3 separate regions of the Homo sapiens genome follow, and all the other regions are linked to region 1. Evidence: read pairs that join two places in POLR2A ChIA-PET (ENCODE). Cell type or tissue: HepG2. All regions are shown on one strand.

Region 1 (4,000 bases):
GGCTACCAGTTACAAAACAGAAAAAGCCCAGAGGCCAATGAGGGCACCCGGCATAGCCTGCAGGCCAGTTGGCCGGAGGGGCTGGAGGAGGTTGGGATGGGGCTGGCCCCTGCTGCATGCCCTGCCTGCACCCCTCTCCAGGCTGCAGGTGGGGGTCTCCTGGGGTTTGCCTGTTGCCCCTGGGGCTGTGTGCTCCATGCTAGCAGGAGCCAGGGCAGCCTGCCCACTCCTGCGTTCCCCCAGCAGGGCCAGCTTCTGCTGCCTAGCAGGTCTTCAGGACATTGTGAGAAAGAGTGGATGGACTGGACAAACGTGCTCGGAGGAGTGTGTGTGTGGCCACAGTGGCTCCCAGGGAGGGCCATGCTCAACAGGAGCTGGGATGGTGCCACGGGAGGCTCAGGGCCACAAACCTGGAGATCAAGGCACAGATCAAGGCCGTGGCCAGCCCCAGGCAGAGCTGGGAGTGAGCCAGGCCGCCCGACTGGGGTCTGTGGCCTGGCCTCGGCCCCAGCCCGTCTTGGTTTCCCACACTCAGGGACCCACTGTTTGTGTGTCTGTCTCAGTGGGCTGTCATTTTTAAAAGGAGGTGAAGTTCACATACCCAGAATTAGCTATTTTCAGTGCACAATCCAGCGTATCCAGCACGATCTCAGTGCTGTGCGACCCTCACCTCGGTCTAGCTCTGGAGCACGTGCATCCCCCAGGCGGAAACCCTGTCACTGAGCGGTCACTCCCCGTCTCCACCACCCCCCTCCCTGGGCGGCCACCCATCTATTTTTGTCCCTATGGATTTGCCTATTCTGGACATTTCATATAAAGGGAGTCCATCACCACGCGGCGTTGTGTGCCCGGCCTCTTCCACCGAATGTGGCGTTGGTGAGGCCTGTCCATGCTGCAGCCTGCATCTGTCCATCATTCCTCGCATGGCCCAATAATGTTCCATTGTACAGGCAGACCACAGTGGGCTCGTCTTTTTTTTTTTTTTGAGACGGAGTGTCACTCTGTCGCCCAGGCTAGAGTGCAGTGGTGCGATCTCTGCTCACTGCAAGCTCCGCCTCCCGGGTTCACGCCATTCTCCTGCCTCAGCCTCCCCAGTAGCTGGGACTACAGGCGCCTGCCATCGCGCCTGGCTAATTTTTTGTATTTTTAGTAGAGACGGGGTTTCACCGTGTTAGCCAGGATGGTCTCGATCTCCTGACCTCGTGATCCACCCGCCTCGGCCTCCCAAAGTGCTGGGATTATAGGCGTGAGACACCATGCCCGGCCTGGGCTCGTCGTTTTCGTGGTTGGTGCATGCCGGGGTCGTTTCCACCTGTTGCCTCTGGTGAGTGATGCTGCCGGGAACATGGGTGTGCACGTGTCTGCCTGAGTCCCTGCTTTCACTTCTGGGGATAGACCTGGGGTGGGATTGCTGGTCACACGGTAGTGCTGGGGGTAACCGGCCTGCGTGGACCGGCCAGGGCATTTCCCATGGCAGCTGTGCTGCTGACGTCCCACAGCTGTGTGAGGCTTGCTCACGGGGCTCTAACTGCATGCCCACTCCTGGCCCGTGGGTCTGGAGTACACAGAGAGTGGCCGGCTCTCAAGCGTCTGAGCAGCTCCCACAGCCTGGGCGCCTGCCTGGTGTGGAGGGGTCGGGGCAGGTGTCTTGCTGGGGACTCCAGCAGCTTCCTCTGGACTTGTCTCCCGGCTCCAGGGTTGCTGGGAGGCTAGTTCTAAAACAGGGGAGAAGCCGTGTGCTCTCTCTGCCCACTGGGAGCCCCAGTGTAGGACGACTGTGCCCTTGTGGGGTGGGGGGAGCTGGTGCCCACACCACGCCAGGCAGCTCCCCCACCCTGGCCTCAGGCAGAGCTGCCATCCTTCTCCCCTTGGTTTAACCATTAACTGGTCGCCTGCGGTGCACCCGGAGACAATGGCGTGTTTGTTCAGCGCAGTCCGCAGGGGCCTGTGCAGGGTCTGGCACAGTCATCAAAGCTTTGCGATTAAGACTATTAGGGACGGGATTTGTGCAAACAAAGGGACAGGTGCAGGGGCCAGGCCAGCTGCTGGGGCCGGGTGCTCTGCTGGGAGGCCATAAACCTCCCTGGGCCATGGGGCCTCCCTTGCCTGCAGCCCGCTCACTGAGGCTTTGCTGTTTGCCCAGGCACAGAGGCCGGGCTGCACAGGGCAGTGTGTCCCCAGGGCATCCTGCTCCCCCCACCCCTTGGCTCCTGGGCTGCCTGGAACCTGGTTGGCTCAGGAGCTTTTTATCTACAGCTCCTCTGTCTATGTCCCCTTGGCAGGTCCTTTTTAACATGAGTCCTCCTCCAGTGAAGGAAAGGGTCATGCCAGGGCCTGCACCTAGGGCCTCCGTTCTCCAGTGGGTGTCTTTGCATGAAACGGCCTGGGCCCTGGCACTTGCCCCACCAGCGCTGCCTGCAACCTTGTCCCTGTACCTCGGGCCTCCACCACATCCCTGGACCTGCACGAAGGAGCCCTGAGCATGGAAGTCAGGGGAAGGGAGGTCTCGACATGAGCCCAGCCATGGCCAGAGTACTGAGCCCAGGGCCAGCAGCCTCGGCTGGCAGTGCAGGGTGATGGGTCTGTGGGCCGGGCTGCCCAGGGACCTCGGCCCTGGGGTCTGAGGGGCACCAATGCCTTTTGCAGGCCACCATTTCCCTTTCCACTTTCCAAATGTGATTGGACACAGGTGGATGCACCTGCCTGCCCAGCAGACAGCCCGGTTCTGACCCGTGTGGAGCTGCGTGGACTGGGCTCACCTGTGCCTTCTTGCATCAACCAGGTGTGGACCCTGACAAGGTGCCAGCCACTGTCCTCCAGGAGCTACCTCAGGGACACGCAGGGAGGGACTGGACAGACAGATGGAGCGCAGTCCTTGCTGCCCGGCCAAGCCCTTGTGGGCAGGGCAGACTCCTTCAAGATCATCAAATGAAAGCAGGCAAAAACCACGTCCTTTTGTGACCTAAGCTTGGAAGCAATGTTGTCACTTCTGCCTCATCCTATTGGTTAGAAGTGAGCCAGGAGGTCCTGTCCACATCCAAGGTGGGAGTCCCCGCAGGACGGGGCCTGGGAGGTGGGCCCATGGGCTCCAGAGGGGCTGGACCACAGCAAGAAGAACGAGGCCAACCTCCATGGGTAGCGCAGACCGGCTCAGGCCCTGCCCTTCCCGCCGGGGTCCCCTGTGACAGGACGCAAGGGCACAGCTGCGGAGCAGGGTGGGCTGTTAGAGCTGGGCAGAGGCCACAGTGGCCAGAGGGCTGGTGAGAGTGGCTCTCCTGCTGCCCTAGCCACTGGCTGAAGATCTGCCTGGGGAGGAGTGGGTTTGGGCGGCCGGGCCTAGGACCCCTTCATAGCTACCACTAATACTCATTCTCTGCTCCTGAGAAACCTCCTCCAGGGGCCTCTGGGGTCTTGGAGATGAGACAGAGGGACCTCAGGCAGGACAGACAAGAGACCCTGGTCTCGGGTGTCCACAGAGCGGGAGCCAGGCAGGCTGGGCGGAAGTCCTAGGCTTGGACCCTGTTACGGGACTTTCCCTGTCAGAATGGGCTCAGGAGGGAGTGAGTGCGTGGTCCTCAGGTGTGCAAGTGCCAAGGCTGGAGCCCACCCCCTGGGAAGCAGGGCCAGGGTGGCTGGGGCGGACTTGATCCCTGGAGAGGAGCGTGGGCAGCCAGGGCAGGGAGGAGGGCAGGCAGGAGGGAGGTCCAGGCCTGTGGGCCGACAGGGGGTGAGGAGGCAGTCTGGGGACCTGAGAGAAGGCCGAGTGGCTGTGGGGTGGGTGACCTGGGGCCCTGACTCTGCCTTACCCTTGGCCATGGGGCCACATTCATGCTCGGCCCCCGCCCAGCCTGGGCTGGGAAGGCATCAGCCTGGCCATGAGGCAAGGGGCCGGCCATGCCTGGGGCCAGAGGGGGTCCCCCAGCCCTTCGCCTTCTCTCCATCTCCTGAGTAGGGCCCCTGCCCTGCTCTGACAGGGTGGTCACCTTGCCCCGCTCCGTGC
Region 2 (4,000 bases), 530 kb after region 1:
TCACGCCACTGCACTCCATCCTGGGCGACAGAACAAAACTCTGTCTCAAAAAAAGAAAAAAGAAAATCCTCCCTGGTCCCCAGCCCCAGGCTTCAGCACCAGGTAAGGGTGAGCTTGCCTAGGAGGCCTCGCAGTCTCTGACGCCCTGAGGTAATGGCGGCCACACCTCACCCTGACCCGGCCCACCCATGGCCCAGGCTGGCACAGATCCCACATTCATACCCAGAAGAAGGGGATCCAAAGCCATCTGGGGCATAAAGGCTACCTGCCTCCGTCTCTATTATTCTCTGGACACAGTGTCTGAAATTCAATTAAAATTTATGAGATAGCAAGGAAGGAAGGTAAAATGAACCATGGCCATGTGATAAAACAATTAATAGAATCCAACTTTGAGATGACTCCAATGTTGACACTGTTGCACAGGGACTTTAAAATAACTCACAGGCCAGGTGCGGTGACTCACTCCTGCAATCCCAGCACTCTGGGAGGCCGAGGTGAGCGGATCATGAGGTCAGGAGTTCGAGACCAGCCTGGCCAACAAGGTGAAACCCCATCTCTACTAAAAATACAAAAATTAGCTGGGCATGGTGGCAGGTGCCTGTGGTCCCAGTTACTCGGGAGGCTGAGGCAGGAGAATCGCTCGAACCCGGGAGGCAGAGCTTGCAGTGAGCTGAGATTACATCACTGTACTCCAGCCTGGGTGACAGAGCTAGACTCCATCTCAAAAAAACAAATAAATAAATAAAAATAACTGTGATGGGTATGTTTAGTCAATATGCATTAACAGGTGAGGAATTTCAACAGATAAATGAAAACTGAAAAAAACTAGAACACTGTTTTTATTTATTTATTTTTGAGATGGAGTCCCACACTGTTGCCCAGGCTGGAGTGCAGTGGTGTGATCTTGGCTCACTGCAACCTCTGCCTCCCATGTTCGAGTGATTCTCCTGCCTCAGACTCCCCAGTACTGGGATTACAGGCGTGTGCCACCATGCCCAACTATGTTTTGTATTTTTAGTAGAGACGGGGTTTCACCATGTTGGTCAGGCTGGTCTTGAACTCCTGACCTCAGGTGATCCACCCACCTTGGCCTCCCAAAGTGCTGGGATTATAGTCCCAGCTACTTTGGAGGCTGAGGCAGGAGGATCTCTTGAGCCCAGGAGTTAGAGGCTGCAGTGAGCTGTGATCGAACCACTGCACTCCTGCCTGGGCAACAGAGCGTGGCCCTGTCTCAAAAAAAACAAAAGTCAAATGGAAATAGCCTCTCCACCACCGCCCCCCCACCAACAATATCAACATTCTTATCATAGGCTAATTAACACACTGGAAAGAACTAAGGAAAGAATCCATAAACTGGGAGACAGGTGAGTAGAAGTCATCCAAAATGAACACAAAGAGAAAAAAGACAAAGAGAGAGAACTAAATCAAGCATCCAAGACCTTTAAAACACTTCAACACACTCTAGTGAATGTCCACTTATGATCCTAAGAGGAAAGAAGAAATCGTGGAAGAAAAGCTACTTGGAGAGATGGTGGCTGAGAGTCTCCCAAAGCTAGTCAAAGACAAAAAAAATCACATATTTGAGAATTTTGGAGAGCCCTAAGCAGAATAAACACAAACACTCCTGTTAGAACTAATAAAAAATCCAGCAAAGGTGCAGAGTGTAGTATCAATACACAAAAATCCACTGAATTTCTATACATTAGTAATAGACAATCTGAAAATGAAATTAAGAAAATTTTAAATAATAATAGAATAAAATACAGAAGCATATACGTAACCAAAGAAGTATAAGAGTTAAATGCTAAAACCCCCAAATCCTGCTGAGAGGAATTAAAGAAAACATGAGCAACTGGGGAGGCCGCCCGTGTTCATGGGCCAGAGGCACAATCACGTTAACATGGCAATTTGTAAATCCAATATAATCCCTGTCAAAATCCAGCAGGCATTTGTGCAAAATTTGACAAATTGATCCTAATATTTACAAATGAAAATGAAAGGAAAGCCACCGATTAGGATAAAATATTGACAAATCATATAACTGATAAAAGATTGTATCCAGAATAGAAAAAAGAGCTAAAAACTTCATGACAAAAATAACTTAAAGGACCCGGTATGGATAAAACAATTTTTTAAAAGAACAAAATTTAGTAACAAAGACAGTCTCGTATTGGTTTCACTGTAGCCACACAGATCAATGAAACAGGATCAAAAGTCCAGGAAAAAAAAAAAACGTTTTATGTAGATTGTCAATTGATTTTTGACAAAGGCAACAAACAGAACTCAGTCGGGGGACAGACAGTCTTTTCCACAAATAGTGCTGGGACATCTGGATAGCCACATGAGAAAGAAGTTTGGAACCCTATCTCATGTCCTCCACAAGAATTAACACAAAGAGGGTTACATGAAAACCGGGAACTAAAACTTGTAGAAAACATGGGAGAAAGTCAAGGAAGCTGTGGGCCAGGTGCAATTCCTTAGCCATGACATCAAAAATAAGATCGTAAAATAAAACATTGATAGGGTGAACTTCATCGAATTTTTTTCAAATGTGTGCTTCAAAAGACACTAACAAGAAATCGGAAGATAAGTCGCAGATCTGGAGGATGTATTTGCAAACCATATCACTGATGAAAGATTGAACCCAGAATGGAAAAGGAACTAAAAAATTAATGACAAAAACAGCTCCGTTAGAAACAGGCAAAACATCTGCGTAGACATCCAATTTCATAATTTGTGAGAAATGTATTTAGTACCGTACACCTCTCAGTAACAGCTGCTTCACTCTGCCCCGTCCTTCTAATGTGCAATGTTTTTATTACTTTTTAATAATTATGATTATCTCTTTAACCCCAAATTTATGGTAATAGACTATTTGGTTTCCAAACATACAATATTTGCACTATCCCTTTTGTGACTTAATTTCTAATTTTTTTTTTGCCCTGTGGTTGGAAAATATATTTCTGTATGTTGATCATTTGACTGTCAGAAAGCTGCATTGTGGCTTAATGTTTTAATCCTTTTGTAGCCTTCTTTCAGTCCACATACAATTGGCTTGCATTTTCCCTTCCTGTTATTGTCAACTATTCTGTGTCTCTCGCGGGTAACATCGTTTAACTCCATCCATACTCTTGTGTCTTTTAATTGGTAAGTTTAATTTATTCGTTCTTCTGATAACCTGTTGTATCAGGATTCAAAAGTCCTGCTGTCTTAAATCAGGTTTTCTGTTTTGCTGTAGTCCTTTTTCTTTCTTATTATTTTCATGACCATGTTCCCTTCCCAGGGCTGGTCATTTGAGGAGCTGCCAGATTAAGACCTTTGTTGTCCCAGGACAAGCTCCGTTGCAGAGGCCGCAGAGGCCACCAAGAAGAGGGCTCCGTGCGGAGAGTGCATCCTGATCCCCGGGACCAGGCCAGGTGCGAGGCGTGCCCTGGCTGAAACTCAGTGCCTTGGTATTTTTGGAACCTACTTGGGGAAGAAAAATCTGGAAACCCTGTCCTCCCAGTACTGAGCGTTTTCTGTCTCGGAAGAGGTGGTAGTTGCAGTTCACTTCGGAGCCGCCTGCTGTTTTCACTTTGGGGGACTCTGGAGTTTTAGTTGCACAAACAAGGAATTGCCTGCATGTTCCCTGGATGCAAATGTCTCAGGAGGGGAATGTGTGTGTGTGTGTGTGTGTCCTGTCGTACGTGGGTGCTCCCCCCTGCCCTCCTCTCAATCCTCATCAGTGCCTGACGAGCTCTGGGCAGCACACCGAGGGATCCAGGCTGGTGCCTTGGGGCTGAGACTCAGGAAGATCATGTCTCCTCCCTCCCACTGAGGTCTTTGCCCAGGACCTCACTTCCTAGACGAGGAGCAGCCTCTTTCCAGGACAACCCAGAGTGGAAAGGTCCTCCTTGGGACAATTACTCCAGAACTCAGGCGGTGGGTTTCACTCTGTCCAGGTGGCAGCTGCCTGTCCAGCTGATGAACACCCCACAGCGTGCAGAGGCCGTGCTATCCC
Region 3 (4,000 bases), 230 kb after region 1:
CCTCAGAGAGGTGTGGGCTTCTCCTCCCTCCCATACACAGTGTCTCTGAGGATGAACTGCCATGTGCCCGGCGGGGATGCCGTCCCTGGCCCTTGCTGAGTGCCTCTGGGACGAGGTCAGCTGAGCCTGCCATCCTAACTCAGACACCATCTCACTCTCCAAGTCCCTTCTCGGTGAGACGGGGGGCCTTGCACCCACCTCCCAGCCCCCACACACCTGAGGGGGTCCCCGTTCCCCTACCCCGTGGCTCCACCACGCCCCACGCATCCTACCTGAGGGACAGAGGGGACTGTGAGATGCCCCCCACAGGCTGGTTTTCCTCTTTCACCCATAACAGGCCCAGCAAATTCTCACCTCCAGAGGCCAGGTCTGCCCCGCAGGTCTTAGGAAATACAGCCCTACTTCCATCCAGCACACCAACCCAAGGAAGTGCCTCGGAGCCCTGGGGCCCGAGGGGGGCCTGGCCTTGGTCTCACGGCGGCAGCTCCACCTGGAGAGGAGTGAACTCAAGCCAGGACGCCCCGTCTCCACAGCGGAAACCGTGTTGCCGGCTGCTCCCTCCTGGGGACTCTGGGCCTGAGGTTCCTGTGGGAGTTGGGGGGATAGCTGAGTCCTATGGAGGTGCCCCTCTCCTCCCCGCCCAGTGGAGCTTGGGGTGGGGACAGGCGAAGACAGGGTGAGAAGCACGGGGCATTCCCCCTCCACACAGCGCTGAGAAAGTAAGGGAGCATCCAGAAAACGGTGCCCACTTCCGCGTCAGGCGGATATCACGGGCACCAGCTCCAGGTGACCCTAGCCCAGCCAGAGAACAAGGACCAGGTTGTGCCGCAAAGCCCGTGTCCGCTCCCTCCCGCCTGGGACCACTGTGGCGAGGGGAAGGGAGCGTGGTGGCCCTCTCCTGACTCCTGAGGCCTGAAGTCCAAGCTCCCGGCCCTCAGGCAGGCCAGGGTCTAGACACCGCTGCCCCAAACACACCCCCCAGTCCCCGCCCGCAGGCTTCCTGCAGGATCCCCCAGTGCACCTGGGGGCTGAGGAGAGTGAGCAGGGCGCAAAGAAGCTTCGTCGGGAGGGCGGTCCCCACCCGCCTTGGACCCCCGGGGATAGTGTCCTGGGGCCTGGGCTCAGATGCACCCTGGGAGGAATGGTGCGGAGGCTGTTTTTTGCTCCAAGAGGACATTGCCTCAGCAGAGGGCTGCCGAGCTGGGAGGACCCACAGTGCAAGGCCGCAGAACCCCCTAGGAAGCCTCAGAGCCTTCAGGTTCCGGGCTGAGGCTGTGGGCGTGGACCCTTGTGCAAACCCCACTGGAAGAAAAACCTTACAGCTCAGGAGGAGGAGGGGCCCCACCCGCTCCCAGAGCCCGTAAACGAGGGGTGGTGCCCACATGAGGCCTGGGGAAGGGCTGGGGCTGGGACACCCCCTCACCACCCCCAGATACCCCAGGCAGCCCCTCCCTCCACAGAGAGACCCACTGGGCCTGACCCTGCCCTGGGCACAGGGTCGAGCCAGGGACGGCCCGTGGGAGAAAGACGGCTTCATGGGCCGCTGGCCGGGCCAGGTGCGTCCTTCCCCAGTTCTAGGTGGCAAATGGGGTGGGGCCAGAGCCTTCTGGCTAGGGAAGACACTGGCCTGGTTGGTGTGGCAGGGGCAGCGAAGGAGGGTCAAAGGCCACTCTGGCCTGGAAGAGTCCCCAGCCACCTGGACGGGGGTAGCCAGGCCTGGTCCCTGCCCCCACTCTCCAAGGGGTCGGGGCAGCCGGGCAGAGCCAGTAAGTGTTTGTTTTCAGATGACATTTGTAAAGAAAAACAGCCTCCCACACTGCTTGACCCTGTGTCTGGAATGTGGGGAGGCAAACAGCTGTGCCCTTCCCAGACCCTGCACAGCCCCTGGTGGGGGCAGGGCCCTGGTGGGAGCAGGGCCCAGAGGTACAGCCTGGGGAGGCACCGGCCATTGTGGTTGGAGCGCGGCAGCCAGGCTCTGGGCTCTGTTCCGGGCCTCACTGTGTCCCCAGTGGGGTGCCGCCACCACCCCCCCAGCCTGGGCCCCGCCGGTCAGACACCCGCAGGGACAGCTTGTCTTGGCTAGCTGGCTACAGCACCTCGCTGGAGTCCAGCAGACACGCGCTCCCGTGCGCACGCTGCGCCCCAGGCCAGCCCTAACGCCGCTGCTCGGGTCAGGCCCCCCGCCTGCCGTGGGCTGCTGGCTGCCTTGGCCCGCCCCAGCTCTCTCCGCGCCCCTGCCTCCAGGGAGCCCTCCTCGAGGACTCCAGCCACCCAAGCTCAGCAGGGCCAGCCCGAGCCCCTGCCCCACACAGCCTGTGTGGAGGGTCCTCAGCCCCCTGATCCCCCAGACCCTCCCGGCAGAGGCTGGGTCCCTGGGGCTTGGGGAAAGCCGGCTCCATGGCCCCTGGCCTGGATGATTTCCCAGAGGCCGGTCCCCTGCCAAGTGCCTGGTGACCCTTGTTCCTACCTGGCTGCCCATGGTCCTTTGTGCGACCCCCGCCCACAGCCCAGGAGCTGGGCAGGAGACTCTGATTGGGTGGCAGCAGAGCCATCCTAGGGCTGCCCCTGACCCTGGCCCTGACCCTGCCCTGGAGCCTCGTTTCCAAATCTTGCCTCATGCTTTCGCCAGACCCCTGTGGCCCCTTCCCGACCCTGGAGTGCCCCTGGGGCTTCCTGGAAAGGGCCTCTCCTTTGCTCACAGTTGGGTGCCGAACTTCACCAGCATTGACCACCCGAAGGCGCAGGGACACCCCCGCAGTCCCTCTCCTGGGGGTCCCATCACCAACTCCCCATGGGCGGGATATCAGAAGAATTCTCTGCGCAGGTGCTCCGCCCCTTCAGGCACAGGGGAGGGCGGCTCAGGGGCCAACGGCAGACGTTGGTGCCTGCCCCTGCAGCGGGGTGCCCCATGCTGAGACAGCACACACGGGGGACACTCCGGGCCTCGGTCCACCCTCCATGTGGCAAATGAGGTGCTTGGCGGGGCTTCTTAACTCTTCACCCTGGGCTCCCCACGGGTCCCTTCCCTTCCCCTTGGGGGCCCCGGCCCCAGGTCCCCAAGGCCTAGACCTGCCTCTGCCACCCTCAGAGCAAGGATGCGCTGCAGAGGGAGAGGGGCTGCAGCTCGGCCCCAGAGCTCCGGCTTCCTGTCTCCCAGACCACAAATCACTAAAGGCCGTGGGTCCTGGGACATTGAAGGCCCAGGAAGCTCCTTGTGTTGAGTTAAACATAGTGGAGCAGAGGCATGGAGCTGGCATTTCCCACGCTTACGACCACTCTGCTACGGGCTGGGGTGGGGCTGGGAATCAGCTTCCCCTGCGCCCCGCCATCCCTTGTCCAGAGGGACCCGTGGGAAGGCCAGGTTGAAGAGTTAAGAAGCCCCGCCGAGCACCTCATTTGCCACACGGAGGGCGGACCGAGGCCCGGAGTGTCCCTCTTGCGCACTGTCTCAGCATGGGGCACCCCGCTGCAGGGGCAGGCACCAACGTCTGCTGCTGGCCCCTGAGCCACCCTCCCCTGTGCCTGAAGGCCCAGCACTTCCAGGGCTGCCCGAGCTGAGGACCTGTGCAGAGAACTCTTCTACACCCCACAGAGGAGGCTGAGGGGTCGAGGCGGCTGCGGGAGCCCCAGGGGGCCACCACACAGCCATGCCTGCCCCTCTCCTCGGTGGGTGTAGAAAGCTCTTAAATGGTGGAAAAACAAGGGCATGGCCACATTGCACAGGCACAGAAGGTTCCAGAAGGAGTGAAACAATGGCATGGAGGGAGCAGAGCCTGGGCCGGTGGGGGCACAGGGATGAGGCCAGTGAAGGCCACGGGTTGGGGGGTGCCCTGAAGCCAACGACCCCATCCTTATCGCCTGTGTCTCTCTGCACACAGCGTCTCGTCTGCAAAGTTAGCTGAGCAAACGCCAGGAGCCAAGGGTCGAGGCAACGATATCCGTGGGGCCACTCCACACCCCCTCTGCCTGCCCCATCAAGACCTGCTTTCCTGGTTGAAAT

Evidence for each region. ChIA-PET counts read pairs that join two places held together with the same protein. Peaks named below come from ENCODE experiments on the same cell type or tissue, not always from the same donor. Only the 100,000 strongest peaks of a DNase experiment are listed, where the experiment ranks them.
Region 2: POLR2A ChIA-PET joins it to region 1 with 6 read pairs; 1 of 35 experiments calls an interaction of 5 or more read pairs at or near these places.
Region 3: POLR2A ChIA-PET joins it to region 1 with 6 read pairs; 2 of 35 experiments call an interaction of 5 or more read pairs at or near these places.

What each region holds. Positions count from the first base shown.
Region 1 is chr11:2,209,251-2,213,250 of GRCh38, reverse strand. No RefSeq gene overlaps it. Among named protein-coding and RNA genes, the nearest start is that of MIR4686, 38 kb to the right of the region's middle. RefSeq lists an enhancer at 268-838. In HepG2, no CTCF peak of the experiment used is centred here; DNase peaks (open chromatin) are centred at 370 and 1,960; H3K4me3 peaks cover 332 bases.
Region 2 is chr11:1,674,413-1,678,412 of GRCh38, reverse strand. No RefSeq gene overlaps it. Among named protein-coding and RNA genes, the nearest start is that of FAM99B, 9.2 kb to the left of the region's middle. In HepG2, no CTCF peak of the experiment used is centred here; a DNase peak (open chromatin) is centred at 2,262.
Region 3 is chr11:1,981,023-1,985,022 of GRCh38, reverse strand. MRPL23-AS1 (MRPL23 antisense RNA 1) reads left to right here. Exons shown (of 4, transcript NR_024471.1): 3 at 41-173; 4 at 338-1,814. It also overlaps a transcript of MRPL23 not described here. Among named protein-coding and RNA genes, the nearest start is that of MRPL23-AS1, 6.9 kb to the left of the region's middle. RefSeq lists enhancers at 845-1,614, 2,383-3,152. In HepG2, no CTCF peak of the experiment used is centred here; no DNase peak of the experiment used is centred here.